Regions from separate parts of the Homo sapiens genome. Here region 2 is linked to region 1. Evidence: chromatin loops called from intact Hi-C (ENCODE). Cell type or tissue: PC-3. All regions are shown on one strand. Each heading gives the region's core, and the rest is flanking DNA. Links, peaks and the distances in the headings are about the cores only.

Region 1 (7,844 bases), core at 2,074-4,573:
TTGCTTTTAATCTCTTAACAAGCCTAACCTTGATTCAAGCAGTGAATGCCTACAAACATAATAAATTTAAAAAGCTAGTATTTTTATATCATAAAACAGTACCATTTAGAGCTTATCAGCCATGTATTGTTATCCAGCAAAAATAAGAAGCCCTATGGAGAATTAAATTATCTTCATACCTACAAAAATGCTGGAGGGCTATTTCTGTGAAGACGGTCGGAGTTTGCTGACTATAATTATGACACATAGTCCAAAGAATGCAGTAACCTCCTTATCATGTTAACAAATTGTTCTCTTTTGAAGGTCTATGGTTGACTAATTGAACAATAATTCAAATAGAATGTTCCAGAAAAAAAAAAAAAAAGTGGGTTCCCTGTTTGGAGATTGGCTGGCCCTGAACATCCCTTGCTAATGGCCTCTACTCAGCCTGACTTTGTGTCCTCTTCTTTTAGAGGCTTTGCATTCTGCACCCAGGTGCACAAACAGTGGGTTGAAAACAACCTTGGGTTGAATGTTTTGTTTGGGAATTATTTGGCCAGGTCCTTTTGAACAGTAGTGTCCCAGTCAAATGCTAAATAATAATATATGCAAAAATGAGCTTAAAAAAAACCTGTAATGCCCTTTCAGAATTCTAACTACTTTGTAACTGCATGACTTAACCTGGTAATAAAAGCAGTTATTAAAAGTCTACCTTACAAAAAAAATCTTCTCATCTCTGTAAATCAACAGGGATGGAAAACAAACCTATACTGCCACCCAAAAGACAAAAGAATTTAGAGTTTAGTAAAAGCGGCATTTTAAATGGGGAAAAGGTACATTATTGAATGAATGATGTCAGAACAATTCAGCACATGAGAAATAAAGTGACAACACTACAAATTCCAGACTGATCAAATATTTAAGTTGAAAAGCTTATCCAAGAAAGTACTCCAATAAACTACACAATAGTTTTGTTTTACAACCTCAGAAAAGGAAAGTCCTTTCTAAGCATAACAGGAAAACCTAAACTATAACAACATTTTGTGGCCAGGTGCGGTGGCTCACGCCTGTAATCCCAGCACTTTGGGAGGCTGAGGCTGGTGGATCATGAGGTCAAGAGATCAAGAACATCCTGGCCAACATGCTGAAACCCTGTCTCTACGAAAAATACAAAAAAAATTATCTGGGCGTAGTGGTTCACGCCTGTAGTCCCTGCTACTTGGGAGACTGAGGCAGGAGAATGGCTTGAACGGGGAGGCAGAGGATGCAGTGAGCCGAGATCTCACCACTGCACTTCAGCCTGGCGACAGAGTGAGACTCCATCTCAAAAAAAAAAAGAACATTAAAAGAACATTTTGCATGGCAAAAACCATCATAAGCAGCAAAGTTGAAAGACAAACGATACACTGGAAAACAATATTTGTAACTCTTATCTCAGACAAAATGTAAACTAACCTAATATATAAAGAGCTCCTACCAACCAATTAGAAAAAAACAACATCATAGAAAATTGGGTAAAGTATAAGGAGACAATTCACAGAGAACAAATCAGATGAAAAATTACTCAATATCACCCATAATAAGAGAATGCAAAATAAAAATAAAATAAATTATGTTTTGCCTTGTTTTATCCATCAAATTATCAGTAACAAAAAGACCGGCAGGGTGTGGTGGCTCACACCTGTAATCCCAGCACTTTGGGATGCTGAGAAGGGTGGATCTCTTGAGGTCAGGAGTTTAAGACTAGCCTGGACAACATGGTGGAACCCCTTCTCTACTAAAAATACAAAATTAGCCAGGCACGGTAATGCACACCTGTAATCCCAGCTACTCAGGAGGCTGAGGCAGGAGAATCACTTGAACCCAGGAGGCGAAGGTTGCAGTGAGCTGAGATCGCACCATTGCACTCCAGCCTGGGCGACAAGAGTGAAACTCTGCCTCAAAAAAAAAAAAAAAAAAAAAAAAAAGACTGATAATATAGTTTGTTGGTATATGAGAAAACTGCACTCTTGCACATTACTCATTGAAATGCAAATTGATTGAATTTGTAATTGTAATTAAAATATTTCTTTATATTGCATTTTAAAGCTTGCTTTTTTGGCTGGGTGCAGTGGTTCACATCTGTAATCCCAATACTTTGGGAGGCCAAGGCAGGTGGATCACTTGAGGTCAGGAGTTCAAAACTAGCCTGGCCCATATGGTGAAACCCCATCTCTACTAAAAATACAAAAATTAGCCAGGTGTTGTGGTGGTCGCCTGTAATCCCAGCTACTTGGGAGGCTGAGACAGGAGAGTTGCTTGAACTGGGGCGGCGAAGGTTGCAGTGAGCCAAGATCGTGCCACTGCACTCCAGCCTGGGTGAGAGGGTGAGACTCCATCTCAAAAAATAAAAAAAAATAAAGCTCGCTTTTTAGGTAATGTCTCAATATTCAAGCATTTGGTTTACCATTGACCCTTGAATAATAACAGGTTTGAGCTGCAAGGATCCACTTACACACAGATTTTTCCCCCACCTCTGCCACCCCTGAGACCAACGCCTCCTCTTCTTGCTCCTCAATTTTCTTAACATTTTTTCTCTAGCTTACTTTATTGTAATAATCTAGTATATAATACACATAAAAATATGTGTTAATTGACCGTTATATTATCAGTAAGGCTTCCCGTCAAAAGTAGGCTATTACTAGTTAAGTTTTTGGTGAACCAAAATCTATACCTGAATTTTTGACTGCATGGGGGGTTGGCATCCCTAACACCCCACTCTGTTCAAGGGTCAACTGTATTTATATTTATATTTAATTTTTTTATGTAAAGAAAGGGTCTCACTCTGTCACCCAGGCTGGAGCACAGTGGTGTGATCATGGCTCACTGCAGCCTCAACTTCCTGGGCTCAAGCGATCCTCCCATCTCAGCCTCTTGAGTAGCTGGGACTATGGGCATGAGGCACTATGCCCAGCCTGTATTTATATTGCAAAGTATAAATAAATAGGAAATTTTACTAATTTTTCCCTAGCTGAGTACACTTAATGAATTCTTCAATTTTGAATCATCACCATCACTTGGCGAGAGCATACAACTAATTTCATGTTCATAACCTTTTGAATGAGAAATTGATCTCTTGAAAAATGAATTTATACTAGCCTTAGTGGTCTCACACACCAGTGTGTCTTATTTTTCTCCTATTAGGCCTGCCCTCTACTCCCCTCACCATCACACACACATAACAGAAACCTGAATCTTCAGATATCTTTAACCCATCAATGGCCACGTCACATCTCCACAGGAACCTCACTAGATTCTCCAGATCTCACCTTAGACTCTATCCAGAAATCAAGGTGGTGCTTTTTGTTGTTTTTTTGTTTTTTTTATTTTGTCTTTGGATCGTTAGGGGTATCAAGAGCCTTTAGCTCAAAGCTGGTCCCAGCTGGTCCACTAGATGTCACTGTCTTGTAAATTAATAGTGCTTTACCTACAAACTCCATCCCTGACATGGCACTGAAGGGACACCAGGCTAGTTCCAAAGAGCAAGTATTAGTCCGTGTTACGCACACGTCCACTCTTAGGGGAGGGACAGGAAGAGGCAGGCTGTCAGAAGTCTGGCAGGAAGGGAGGGCTCTGAACATTGAAAGAATGCTGGGGATGGGAATCTGAGTTGATCATGCAGTGTGTGGTGAAATGTATCTGAATGAAGAAGGGAGTGAGACAGGCGAAGACCCTGAACGAAGAGCATGCCAGGAAGAGGAACAGCAGGTGCAAAGACCCAGAGGCTGAGTGAGCCAGAGTCCGGTCGGGAGGAGGCTAAAAAGACAGGCCTCACGGGGACTTGCAGGGCTTGGTAAAGTGTGCCCATTTCATTCTGAATGAAATGGGAAAACATTGGAAGAATCTGTGATTTTTGGCTTTTCACGGAAAAGCCCTCAAAATCTACCTAGATGTAATCATGAGGAAACACCAGACAAACCCAAACTGAGGAACTTTCAATCAATTTTACAAATTGATAATTTGTAAATTATCAATGTCATAAAAGATAAAGAGAGGCTGGGAAACCATTTGAGAGTAGAGGAGATTAAATGACAACTAGATGCAAACTGTGGCTCTCGACTGGATTCTGGAGGGAAGGAAAAACAATGCTCTGATGGGCATTATGGGGACAGTGGATAATATTCGAACATGAATTATAGATTAGATAACATAATGAAATTAATATTAAATTTCCTGGCTGGGCACGGTGGCTCACACCTGTAATCCCAGCTCTTTGGGAAGCTGAGGCAGGCAGATCACCTGAGGTCAGGAGTTCAAGACCAGCCTGGTCAACATGGTGAAACCCCATCTCTACTAAAAATACAAAAATTAGCCAAGTGTGGTAGCGGGTGCCTGTAATAACAGCTACTCGGGAGGCTGAGGCAGGAGAATTGCCTAAACCTGGGAGGTGGAGGTTGCAGTGAGCCGAGATCATGCCATTAAACTCCAGCCTGGGCAACCAAGAGTGAAACTCTGTCTCAAAAAAAAAAAAAAAATTAAATTAAATTTCCTGAAGTTGATAACTGTGCTATGGTTATATAAGAGAATATATCTTATTTTTAGAATACCCACAATGAAGTTTTAAAGGGGAAAGTGGATGGTTTGAGGTTTGAATACACTGGTAGATGGCAGGAAACCTGCAAACTGCCATCCTCAGAAGCGGAGTCTGTAGGTTAAGTATATGCATTTGACCATTCAGCCACCCCTACCCCCAAAGGGGAAAAGGACCTCAGTAAGGAGGTCACAAATCTAAAATCGTGATCCTTACAGCACTCATTTTTACAGCATTTCTGTTAATATTTGTGCTAATTTTTTTCATCCCCAAAGCAGTTTCTGTTGTTTCTGTATCTCTAGAAAACTTTCAAAAGAATATTCAACTATCCACTTGCAAAGACTTAGATAGCTGCTTCTTATCTCAGGGGATGACAGTCACCCTTTGATAATGTGATTTTTAAAAACCTTTGCTCAAATACGGTCACAGTCTCAAATTTCCTCACAACTGACCTTCCCAAACAGCACTGGCTTTCATGCAAGAAAACCATCCTTAACATGTAATCCTTGTGCTTAAAATGCCAACTCAAAAATGTGACAAGAGATTAAGCTCTGAGTAAACAGTGGGAATAAATCGCACTAGTTTGGAGCACACATTTTGTCTGTTTATTAATATGAATGTTGGGAGTTATGGGAAATATAACAAGTGACAAAGATGGTTTGGGCCGAAATGGCCATTCTTCACCACCCATTAGTCAACAAGCATTTTTATGAACACCTATTATAGGCAAGATGTTGTGCTAAGTGCTGTGAATATAAAAATAAACATGATATCTACTTCCAAGTTTGCACCTTTATACTAGAGGACCTTGGCAAGTTTCAGGGAAGCTCAAAAAAGAGAATGATATTCAATTTTATTTTATTTAAAAGTTTAATTATTGCCGGGCACGGTGGCTCACACCTGTAATCGCAGCACTTTGGGAGGCCAAGGCAGGCAGATCACCTGAGGGCGGGAGTTCGAGACCAGCCTGACCAACATGGAGAAACCCTGGCTCTACTAAAAATACAAAATCAACTGGGTGTGGTGGCAGGCACCTGTAATCCTAGCTACTCAGGAGGCTGAGGCAGGAGAATCGCTTGAACCTGGGAGGCAGAGGTTGCAGTGAGCTGAGATCGAGCCATTGCACTTCCGCCTGGGCAACAAGAGCAAAACTCCTTCTCAAAAAAAAAAAAGTTTAATTAGTCAGGCATGGTGGCATGTGTAGTTCCAGCTACTTGGGAGACTGAGGCAGGAAGATCGCTTGAGCCCAGGAGGTTGAGGCTGCAGTGAGCCAAGACTGTACCACTGCACTCCAGGCCTGGGTGATAAAACAATGCCTTGTCTCGAAAAAAAAAAAGAAAAAGTTTAACATTTTGTGGGGCATGTCTGATAGTACCTTCAAGGAAACAGAAACTCTTGTTGACCGTGGGATGAGATGCACAGGCTGATAACTTTCCAAATGAAACAACAACAGCAGTAACAACAAAGTAGGCATAGTCCTTGCATTTTAGAAATTTTATGAAAAATTAAAGCAAATCCAGAAAAATTATGGTAGTGCAAAAGGGATTCTTATTAAGAGAAGTCTAGAGAAATTGAGGTTATATTGCCTAGAGAGGGCAATAATTAATTATGGCCTTAAAGTGTATAAAAGAATGCTTCATGAGAAGAGTTATTGCTTAGTTTCTCTCCAGCTTCACTGAGATATAACAGAAGAAATTAGTTAAAATTTTAAAGAAGACTTTTTAATTAACCAGTTGGATCTCTTGATCTTGGAAAATCAAACCCAGAAATGAGCCACCACAGGTTTCTGAGATTTCTGTTTCTAGAGCGTCTTCAAAAGAGTACACAACTATCTCCTCCTAAAGCCTTGGAGATCTGCTTCTCACCTGAGTAGATGGCAACCACCATTGCTGCTGCTGATGAAATGGCAATAGAAGCCCATTACCCAGCCCAGTGTTCCCACCAGGGCTCCTGTAGTACCTGAGATTCTCACATTAGCCAGTCCTTTCAGATTAAGGCATTCAAGGTATCAATTAAAATGTAAATGTATCTGATGAGGTGACACATTCCACTATTATGAGCCATGAACACCTCATCTCGTTATCAAATGGGTAAGTCACCTATCAGTGACCCCTAGTTAATAAGAGACAAAACAAGCGCCTTTTGATGGTAGAGAAGAAGTTGGGAAAATCCTGGGACTTGAGAAAATCTGAATTTAGATGGTAGTGAAGGAACTAAAGAAACTTCGAGTTTTTCTGGGGAGGAAAGGTCGAGGTGGGTTGCCACTGTTAGTGGCCTCACCTAGGGATCCAGGTGACAGAGCACTGAGCATTTGGGCTTGGCTTCTTGCATCATGTACTTTCTGTTCTTCTCTCCTTCCCTCCCCTGCCTCCCCTCCACTCCCCTTCCTTGTGCAATTATTTCTGGAATTATCACCAGGCACTTCGCTAAGTGCTAAAGGCACCGTCCTAGGTTCTGCACAGGCCTTGAACACATTTTAGCTCCATTGAGTTTCCCAAAGGAGAATGCTGTTATTCGTGTACTGCACAGAATTAAGTTGATTCCCTCACCTCTTTTTGTTCATGAGGACTGTCAGTCCTAGACCAAAGAGCACGTTTCAGGAAAAGCCTTCATTCCCAAGCCTCATCTCCACCAGCAGCAGCAGCAGCAACATAGACAGCCAGCAGCCCTGAGGCCTGTGGGCCTTAGAAACCAAACCCATGTGATCCTTGCCAGGCCAACACTTACCCTGCAATTCATGTTCACTTTGTCTGATTCACTCTGTCATATTTTATTTTTTAGCCCAAAGAGTCTGTTGGTTCTTTCCATTAAGATGGGATTTGTGAACCTTTCTGTTGTTTCCTGAGGACGTGGTGCGCAGTTAATTTGTGGAGCTGCGTACTGACTGTTGCTGCCTCCTCTGTAACCTCTTCATTTAAAAAAAAAAACAAAAACAAGCCTGGGCAACGTGGTGAAACCCCGTTCCATAAAGAAATGCAAAAACTAACAAACAAACCAACAAACAAAACAAAAATTAGCCAAGCATGGTGGCTTGCACCTGTAGTCCCAACTACTTGGGAGGCTGAAGTGGGAGGACTGATTGAGCTTGGGAAATCAAGGCTGCAGTGAGCAGAGATCGCATCACTGCACTCCAGCCTGGGTGACAGAGAGACACCTGGCTCAAAAATAAGGAAATAAAATAAATAAAAACCAAAAGTTACCTGTAGGTATGTTTAACTTAGAAAGCTCAATTCACTTAGCCATTCAATTTGTATTTTTTCTAAAGTTTAATGACATAGCATTGTACTTAAAATAT
Region 2 (7,844 bases), core at 2,696-5,195, 65 kb before region 1:
GGCTGGGGCAGCACAGGAGCCCATGGAGTGGGTAGGAGGCTCAGGCATGGCGGGCTGCAGGTCCCGAGCCCTGCCCCGCGGGAAAGCAGCTAAGGTCCGGCGAGAAATCGATCACAGCGCCGGTGGGCCGGCACTGCTGGGGGACCCAGTACACCCTCCACAGCCGCTGGCCCGGGTGCCAAGTCCCTCACTGCCCGGGGCCGGCAGGGCCGGCCGGCTGCTCCGAGTGCAGGCCCGCCAAGCCCATGCCCACCCGGAACTCCAGCTGGCCCACAAGCGCTGCACGCAGCCCTGGTTCCCGCTCGCGCCTCTCCCTCCACACCTCCCTGCAAGCTGAGGGAGTGGGCTCCAGCCTTGGCCAGCCCAGAAAGGGGCTCCCACAGTGCAGTGGTGGGCTGAAGGGTTCCTCAAATGCCGCCAAAGTGGGAGCCCAGGCAGAGGAGGTGCCAAGAGCAAGCGAGGGCTCTGAGGACTGCCAGCACGCTGTCATCTCTCAAAATCACCACCGCAAGAATCCAGGCATACCATGTTCCTTCCCCTCCCCTGCATGCACTAAAGCCCAACATCCTGAAAAAGACTACTGTAATGGGAGATTCCTGCATTTGACCTCAAAGCCCCAAACCCCCATGACTCTGAGGAGCTGCTGTACCATTGGTGACAGCTCCGTGGCTCTGTATTTATTTATTTCTCACTTCATGCAAAAACACTATCAACATTCAATCAAGTCTCAAAGAAAAGGGTCAGAAGGCAAGTGGTTTAAACTACCTAAACTAAACAATCCTTAGAAAAACTATTTTCTTTGTCTTAAGGTCAAACTGTTGTTCTCAATACTGTGAGCAAATAATAAATCAGAGTGAGCCGAGCTGTGTCGTTGCCATGGAAACCCCACCCATCCGGCAGCACTGGACCACCTCTCTGCGAATCCAGACAGTTGTGAAAAGTGTGAAAGTTGCTCCAGCTCATTGATAGGATGCTTCCCCAATGTTATGAAACTTGTAGCCCACAGTAACTATTTTGAGGCCGGCTTTATTTTTCTTTTAGCCTGAATTCCCTGAAATCCAAGGTCAAGATTAAGAAAACTTAGAGTAGCAGTTTAGGGGATTTAAGGAAAACAGCAAGACTTAGCATAAGCTTTCAAAATGCTGTCAATCCTGTAAGGGGAACTTTGGTATAAGAAATCTCCATGTAAAGAAACAAATTTGTTTTCCCCGAGATTAAACTGAGACCAAAACACATTTGAAAATCTTTTCCCCAAGCACTTATCACCTTATTTTTTCTCATGAGAAGGGCCTTTTCCCTGCAGCTGTCTGGATGTCCCTGAAAAGGCTATTATGCTGTTTGTGATAGCACTATCTATTGCCAGGCTGGTGTGCTGCTGCTGGACTGAGGATGGTCTGCACATTCTTCACGGCCTTATGACGTTGATGTGCTCCTGGGGAGAACACGAGCCTCCTGGTATCACTATCAAGGTTGAGCTTGTGCACCATCATGCCTCAGTAGCAATTCTGGCAATCCTTTATGGACTGGTCACTCCATCCCAAGCACTGTTCTCGGTGATTCGCTGGTGTTACATCATCCAGTCCTTACAATAAGCCTATCCCCATTTTCTAGGTGAGAAAACTGAGGCATGGGAAGGAACATCATTTGCCCGAAGCCCCACGGCCAGTAGGTGGTGGGGCCTGGAATCAGAAACAGGCTCTCTGACCTGGATGAGCACGTGCTCAGCCACTACCCCATCTGGCTGGCTCTCTTTTTACAAATCTAAAGTCTATTTAGCACAGAGAGTCACTGTCTAGGCTACTTTCCCTACAGAAACCTCCTTTGAGTCTCTCACCACCATTTCACTGATAGGTTCTGTCTCCCTAAAACCCTTAAAGATTCTTAGTGACCTCAGTTAGCCAGCAGGGCAGCCTGTGCTTTGCCTGCAAAAGAGTCATAGGGTTCCCTTAAGGAAAGAGGAAATGAATCAGAGGTTCATTCCATACGATGTCCTTCAGTGATTTCTTGCCACTCACAGTTAGTTAGCCAAGTTGGGTGATTTATGGCCCTGGTATTCTAAGAGCAGTCTGGTAGGAGCCAGGCAGCCTGGTGAGCTCCATGGCCACAGGCTGTGTGCAGAATTCCAGGCTACCATCTTGCAAATGCATAGATCTGAGGGGGGATCTTGGTGAGCAGGTGGAAATGAATGATTGCAGCCGTTACTAGAGCCAGAAAACAACTTCAGGTGCGCGCGGGGGTTAGGGATGTGCATGCAAACAAAAGGAGGACATTATTTACAAGAAAAATTTCAGGACCACTCAGGATTTGCCTAGAGCCTGAAGCCCAAGTTTAAGACTTAAAAGCGAGCTGGGCACAGTGGCTCATGCCTGTAATTCCAGCACTTTGGGAGGCCAAGGCAGGTGGATCACTTGAGGTCAGGAGTTCGAGACCAGCCTGTCCAACATGGTGAAACCCCATCTCTACTAAAATTACAAAAAATTAGCCAGGTGTGGTAGTACACACCTGTAATCCCAGCTACTTGGGAGGCTGAGACAGAAGAATCACTTGAACCTGGAAGTCGTAGGTTGCAGTGAGCCAAGATCATGTCATTGCACTCCAAACTGGGTGACAGAGCAAGATTTCGTCTCAAAAAAAAAAAAAAAGACTTAAAAGCAAGGAACCTTTTATATCTTTATGTTTGTTTGTTTGTTTGTTTTTTGAGACAGAGTCTCCCTCTGTCTCCCAGGCTGCAGTGCAATGGCACGATCTCAGCTCACTGCAACCTGTGCCTCCCAGATTCAAGTGATTCTCCTGCCTCAGCCTCCGGAGTAGCTGGGGTTACAGGCGCCCGCCATCACACCCAGCTAATTTTTGTATTTTTTAGTAGAGACGGGGTTTCACCGTGTTGGTCAGGCTGGTCTCGAACTCCTGACCTCCAGTGATCCACCCGCCTCGGCCTCCCAAAATGCTGGGATTACAGGCGTGAGCCACTGCGCCTGGCCCATTATATATCTTTGAATATTTCATTTAAGCCTTGTATATAATACATTCCCAACAAATGATTGTTGAATAATGAATAAAAGGGATCTATTTAGTGCATTATGGCATTCTTGTAGGATGTTGTATTCGGGTTCTCCAGAGAGACAGAACCAATAGGATATATACAGCATACAGATATATGAGAGGGGATTTACTAGGGGAACTGGCTCATGTGATTATAGAGGCTGAGATATCCCACGACAGGCTGTCTACAATCTGGAGATCCTGAGATGTCAGTAGCATGGCTCAGTCTAACTTGGAAAGCCTCAGAAGCAGGGAAACCAATAGTGTAATTCTCAGTCCAAGGCCAAAGGCCTGAGAATGCAGGAGGCCACTGGTGTAGGTTCTAGAGTTGAAAGGCTGGAGCAGCTGGAGTTCTGATGTCCAAGGACAGGAGAGGAAGAGTGTCTCCCAGCTCCAGGAGACAGACACATTCGCCTTTCCTTTGTTTTGGTTCTTTCTGGGTCCCCTGGCAGAGAGGATGACACCCATTCACATTGAGGGCAGATCTTTCCCACTGAATCCACTCAGACTCATGTGCTAATCTCCGCAGGAAACATCCTCACAGACATACCCAGAAATAATGCGTTGCCAGGTTTTTAGGCATTCCTTAATCCATTCAAGGAGACCCCTGAGGGCAACCATCACAGGCCAGGCACAGTGGCTCACACCTGTAATCCCAGCCCTTTGGGAGGCCAAGGCGGGAGGATTACTTGAGCCCAGGAGTTTGAGACCAGCCTGGGCAACATAGGGAGACGCCCATCTCCACAAAATATACAAAAATTAGCCAGGCATGGTGGTGCATGCTGTAGACCTAGCTACTAGGGAGGCTGAAGTGGGAGGATCGCTTGAACCTGGGAGGCAGAGGTTGCAGTGAGCCAAGATCACACCACTGCACTCCAACCTGGGCAACAGAGTGAGACTCAAAAAATAAAAATAAAGTTAGCCATCACAGATGTACATCTCCTACTTGTTAAATGATTCCACCCTGGTTGAAGGAAAGGATTAGATTACATTCATTTCACATGTCATTTATGAAGCTATTTGCAAAGTCTTATCATATTCATCGTCTTAGTCATCACTATCATCATCGTCGTTGTTGTAGTAAGGAAGACCAGCTGCTCTGGGTATGAAAACTGAGGGTTGGTACCCAACATTCCAGATCAGTGGGTCACTGCCACACCCAATTCCCCTCAGCTGTGCTGGAGGCTGTAGCATAGGTCAGCTGCCTTGCTTTGCCTTCTGTTTTTGATTTTCTGGTTCTCTTCTATTGACCCAGCTTCTGAAATCTTCAGAAGCTATAGCTGGCTTTCCTGAGAAAAAAATGCAAATAGCAGGAGGCTGTCTGGGTGTGTAGATGCCCTAAGATAAAAGACTTAACAAAACCACAGAGATAGAAAGAGGTAGCAAGCTAGGCAGAATACTGACCCCAGCCAGGCAGGAGCTGTGAGAGCTGGCTCACTGGGTGGGCAGAGTGCTAAGCAGAAGCATCTGAAGATAAGGGCTAATGGTCCAGACTGCAGCCAGCGCTAGGATGAGACTCTCCGCAGGAAACACCCTCACAGACATACCCAGGCTTGGGATTCTGTCCCCTCTCCATGAATCTGGGTCAGTGCTCATGGCTCAGTCAATAGTTGATTATTCACATCATGAACAGCTTGTGGGTTTCTAGACCCTTAGATTCCAGCTCTCCCTGAAACTCTTCACTGCTCAGTTACCTCACTAGACCTTCCCAGTCTAAGGGAGGGAAAGGAAATAGAATTAAAAATCCATCAGAGGCTTTCCCTATTGGCACAGTCCTGCCAGAAGGCGGAGTGGGAGAGGAGGTTAGAAGCGATGGTTTAATGAGGTGCTGTGATTGTTGGAGGTGGCCTGGTCCCCGCTGGGAAGTTACTGTAATCAGAGTGAGGTCTGCCAGAGGCGATGGGGAGCAGAGAGCCCAGGACTGGGTGGGAAGGAGATGTCTGTGCGCTCAGCACTGAACATGCCTCTTTGCAGGCAGCACTGCTTTGTGGGGGGCTATGGCCTCACTTTTAAGGATCAAAGTAGCAGAAACCTCTTGTGAGTATAGGAAAGGAACAGCGCCCTCCCCCATTCTTCATGGCCAACAAGTCCTTGAGCCTGAATGTCATCCCCTGTCCCCGATAAAACATCACGAGAAAGCCTTGACAAACAATGTGAGCAATGGTGATGATGTTAGTAAGCCCTTCTTCCCCATCCCTCTCATTCCCATCAGGAGGGCTATCCCGGCAGCTCCCTAATACCTCATATAATTCAATCAAGAGAGTCGGCTATTTCTTTATTTGATTTTATTTTTGCTTTTTGCGGAGAGTGTTTCTGTATGCAAATGATAAATTTCAGAAACAAATCAGAGAGGAACAGTGGTCCTCACAGCAGCTCACTGTGGCAGAGTTAAACCACAGCACTCTAACCTCAAAATGCATGCTTTGGCCATAGTCACAGCTGGCCAAAGTTGCTTCTAGTTACTCATCTTCCTCTAGGCTCCCAAAATGTTTTCCTGGAATATGCTCATGGGGAGTGGAGGAACGGGGATGTTATTTATAATCTCACAGAATCCTCATTCTCATACTGAATGCTTGCAGTGGTTACTTTCCACAGGAAGAATAACAGCTCATGTGAGCTGGGAGGAATTCGAGGGAGTTACTTGGCACCCCTGACACCCCCAACCTGCATTCAATTTAGAGGAGTCTTGGCCTTCTGAGGATGGGCTAGGGAGCAATGGCCCCATTGCACAAACCTGTCTGAGCCTTTGCTTCAGGGGATGCCAACCCTTTCAGTCTATACCCTGCCTTCAGCAGTGACATCATGGGAAACCTATAACAAAGGCAATGACAGGGATGAATTGTTCTGATCCAAGGTGGTGCTGCTTCCAGCATCCTGGATCCATAAATTTACTGTTCACACAACTAAGCTCACCCTGAATCAGTGATAAATTCTGGAATGCGCATTGGCTGCAGCCACAGCCACAGAATGTCTTCAACAAGGACAGAAGAGACAGATTAAGGATTATTTTTAGAGAAATGAGAATAAACGACCTAGGAAGAACTCAGGTTCTGGCACTGCCCCCGTAGGTTCATATCCATGTTGTACCACTTACTAGCTTGGGCCATAGATAAATTAACCCGTCTAGTCCTCAATTTCCTCATCTTTAAAATGGGAATGACAATAATTCCCACAACATAAAGCTACTGCAAGTTAGATAATACATGAAAGTCCTATAGGACAGAGCACTGGGCATATAAAAATGTGCTCAGCAAACACACAGTGTATATGTTTCCGTGAGTGTGCACTTAGTGACAACAGAAATTATAAACAAGCATCCTAATTTTATCCAACCCTTTAGGATCATAGAAAGTCACTTGGTTATTTTTGTTTCAGATTTTTATCTTAGAAAATGATGTGCCTACTTTAAGAATGGGGCAATTAATTCAATAACGTTTACATGGTAGCAATTAACAATTCTACGGAGAGGCATATTAACAATTTAAAATGTTGCCAGGTGCAGTGGTACATGCCTGTAATCCCAGCACTTTGGGAAGCCGAGGCAGGCGGATCACCTGAGGTCAGGAGTTCAAGACCAGTCTGGCCAACATGATGAAAACCTGTCTCTATTAAAAATATAAAAATTAGCCGGGTGTGGTGGCGGGGTGCCTGTAATCCCAGCTACTCAGGAGGCTGAGGCAGGAGAATCGTTTGAATCCCAGGTGGCAGAAGTTGCAATGAGCCGAGATCGCACCACTGCACTCCAGCCTGGGCAACAAAGTGAGATTCCGTCTCAAACAAAACAAAACAAAACAAAACAAAACAACAGTCCTGAATGAAGAAAAAATATATTTAAAAATTTTTAAAAAATATCTTAAGATTAATCCTAACCTTTTTAAGTGTCTTCTTTGATGAATTTGTTCTGAGTGTTTTATAAATCTGTCTCACCAGTGAGCTTATTTTACATGCTACACATTTTTTTCATACTACCAGGGGTATTCCATAAGCACAGTTGGTTGAATAAAGCATGTACAATTCAGCAATAGACAGTGTCTGTGTGTAACTGACTTATTACGTGACAGTCAATAAATGAGCTTTGGGGTATCCATAACTGCTTTCTGAAAGCTGCTGTGGGCAATAACTACTTATCAAGGAGAGCAATAGGAGGAAGCCCATGATTGACGCTCTCTTTGGTGATTCAGGACATTGCTGGTTGGCCTGCAGCTGAAATACACTGGGGCAGACTTTTCTAATCAAGCCATATTCTGGGAAAGATCTTCTCCTTTGGCTCATTTGCAACTGAGATGGGCTTAATTAGCCAAATCTCAGATTGTAAGAAGAGTTAGAAAAATCTGTCCCTTCTGGCCATATATCTTCCTATATCACACAATGCTGTTATCCTGCATCATATCACTAATGTTGAAACTCAGAGAAAGTTGGAAAATACCCAGAGAAAACAGTAATTAACTCAGGAGGTTACCTTAAGAATGTTGTGACCATCCTATGTAGAGATGCCGTGCTCTCAGAATGCTAACAGAACCTCTCAGAATGACATTCTTTAAGTTTGAAATTAAAACAGAGTAAGTGTTGGTAAGTGACCAAAGGGGAACTTTCCATTGTTCTATTAATTAAAGCCATTCCACAATTGCAGAAACATGTTTTTATTATTTATTCAGTTTCCAGCTAAGCAATAAGAACACATACTCTTATGGGGTATTTCATTTATTCAGAACTTTAGCTTCCCATTTCCTGGTGCTGTGGGTTGAATTCTGTCCTTCAAAAGGATACTTTGAAGTCCTAACCCTCAGTGCTTCAGAATGTGA

What was found. A loop is a pair of places that touch in the nucleus more often than their neighbours do. Peaks named below come from ENCODE experiments on the same cell type or tissue, not always from the same donor. Only the 100,000 strongest peaks of a DNase experiment are listed, where the experiment ranks them.
Region 2: it touches region 1 in a loop (2.9-fold over the local background); 9 of 110 quality-filtered maps call a loop at or near these places.

The regions. Positions count from the first base shown.
Region 1 is chr18:59,779,849-59,787,692 of GRCh38, forward strand. It overlaps the pseudogene GLUD1P4. Among named protein-coding and RNA genes, the nearest start is that of CCBE1, 86 kb to the left of the region's middle. RefSeq lists an enhancer at 3,304-3,363. In PC-3, for the core only: a CTCF peak has its summit at 3,402 (motif pointing right); a DNase peak (open chromatin) is centred at 3,473.
Region 2 is chr18:59,714,161-59,722,004 of GRCh38, forward strand. No RefSeq gene overlaps it. Among named protein-coding and RNA genes, the nearest start is that of CCBE1, 21 kb to the left of the region's middle. In PC-3, for the core only: no CTCF peak of the experiment used is centred there; a DNase peak (open chromatin) is centred at 4,151; H3K27ac peaks cover 1,772 bases.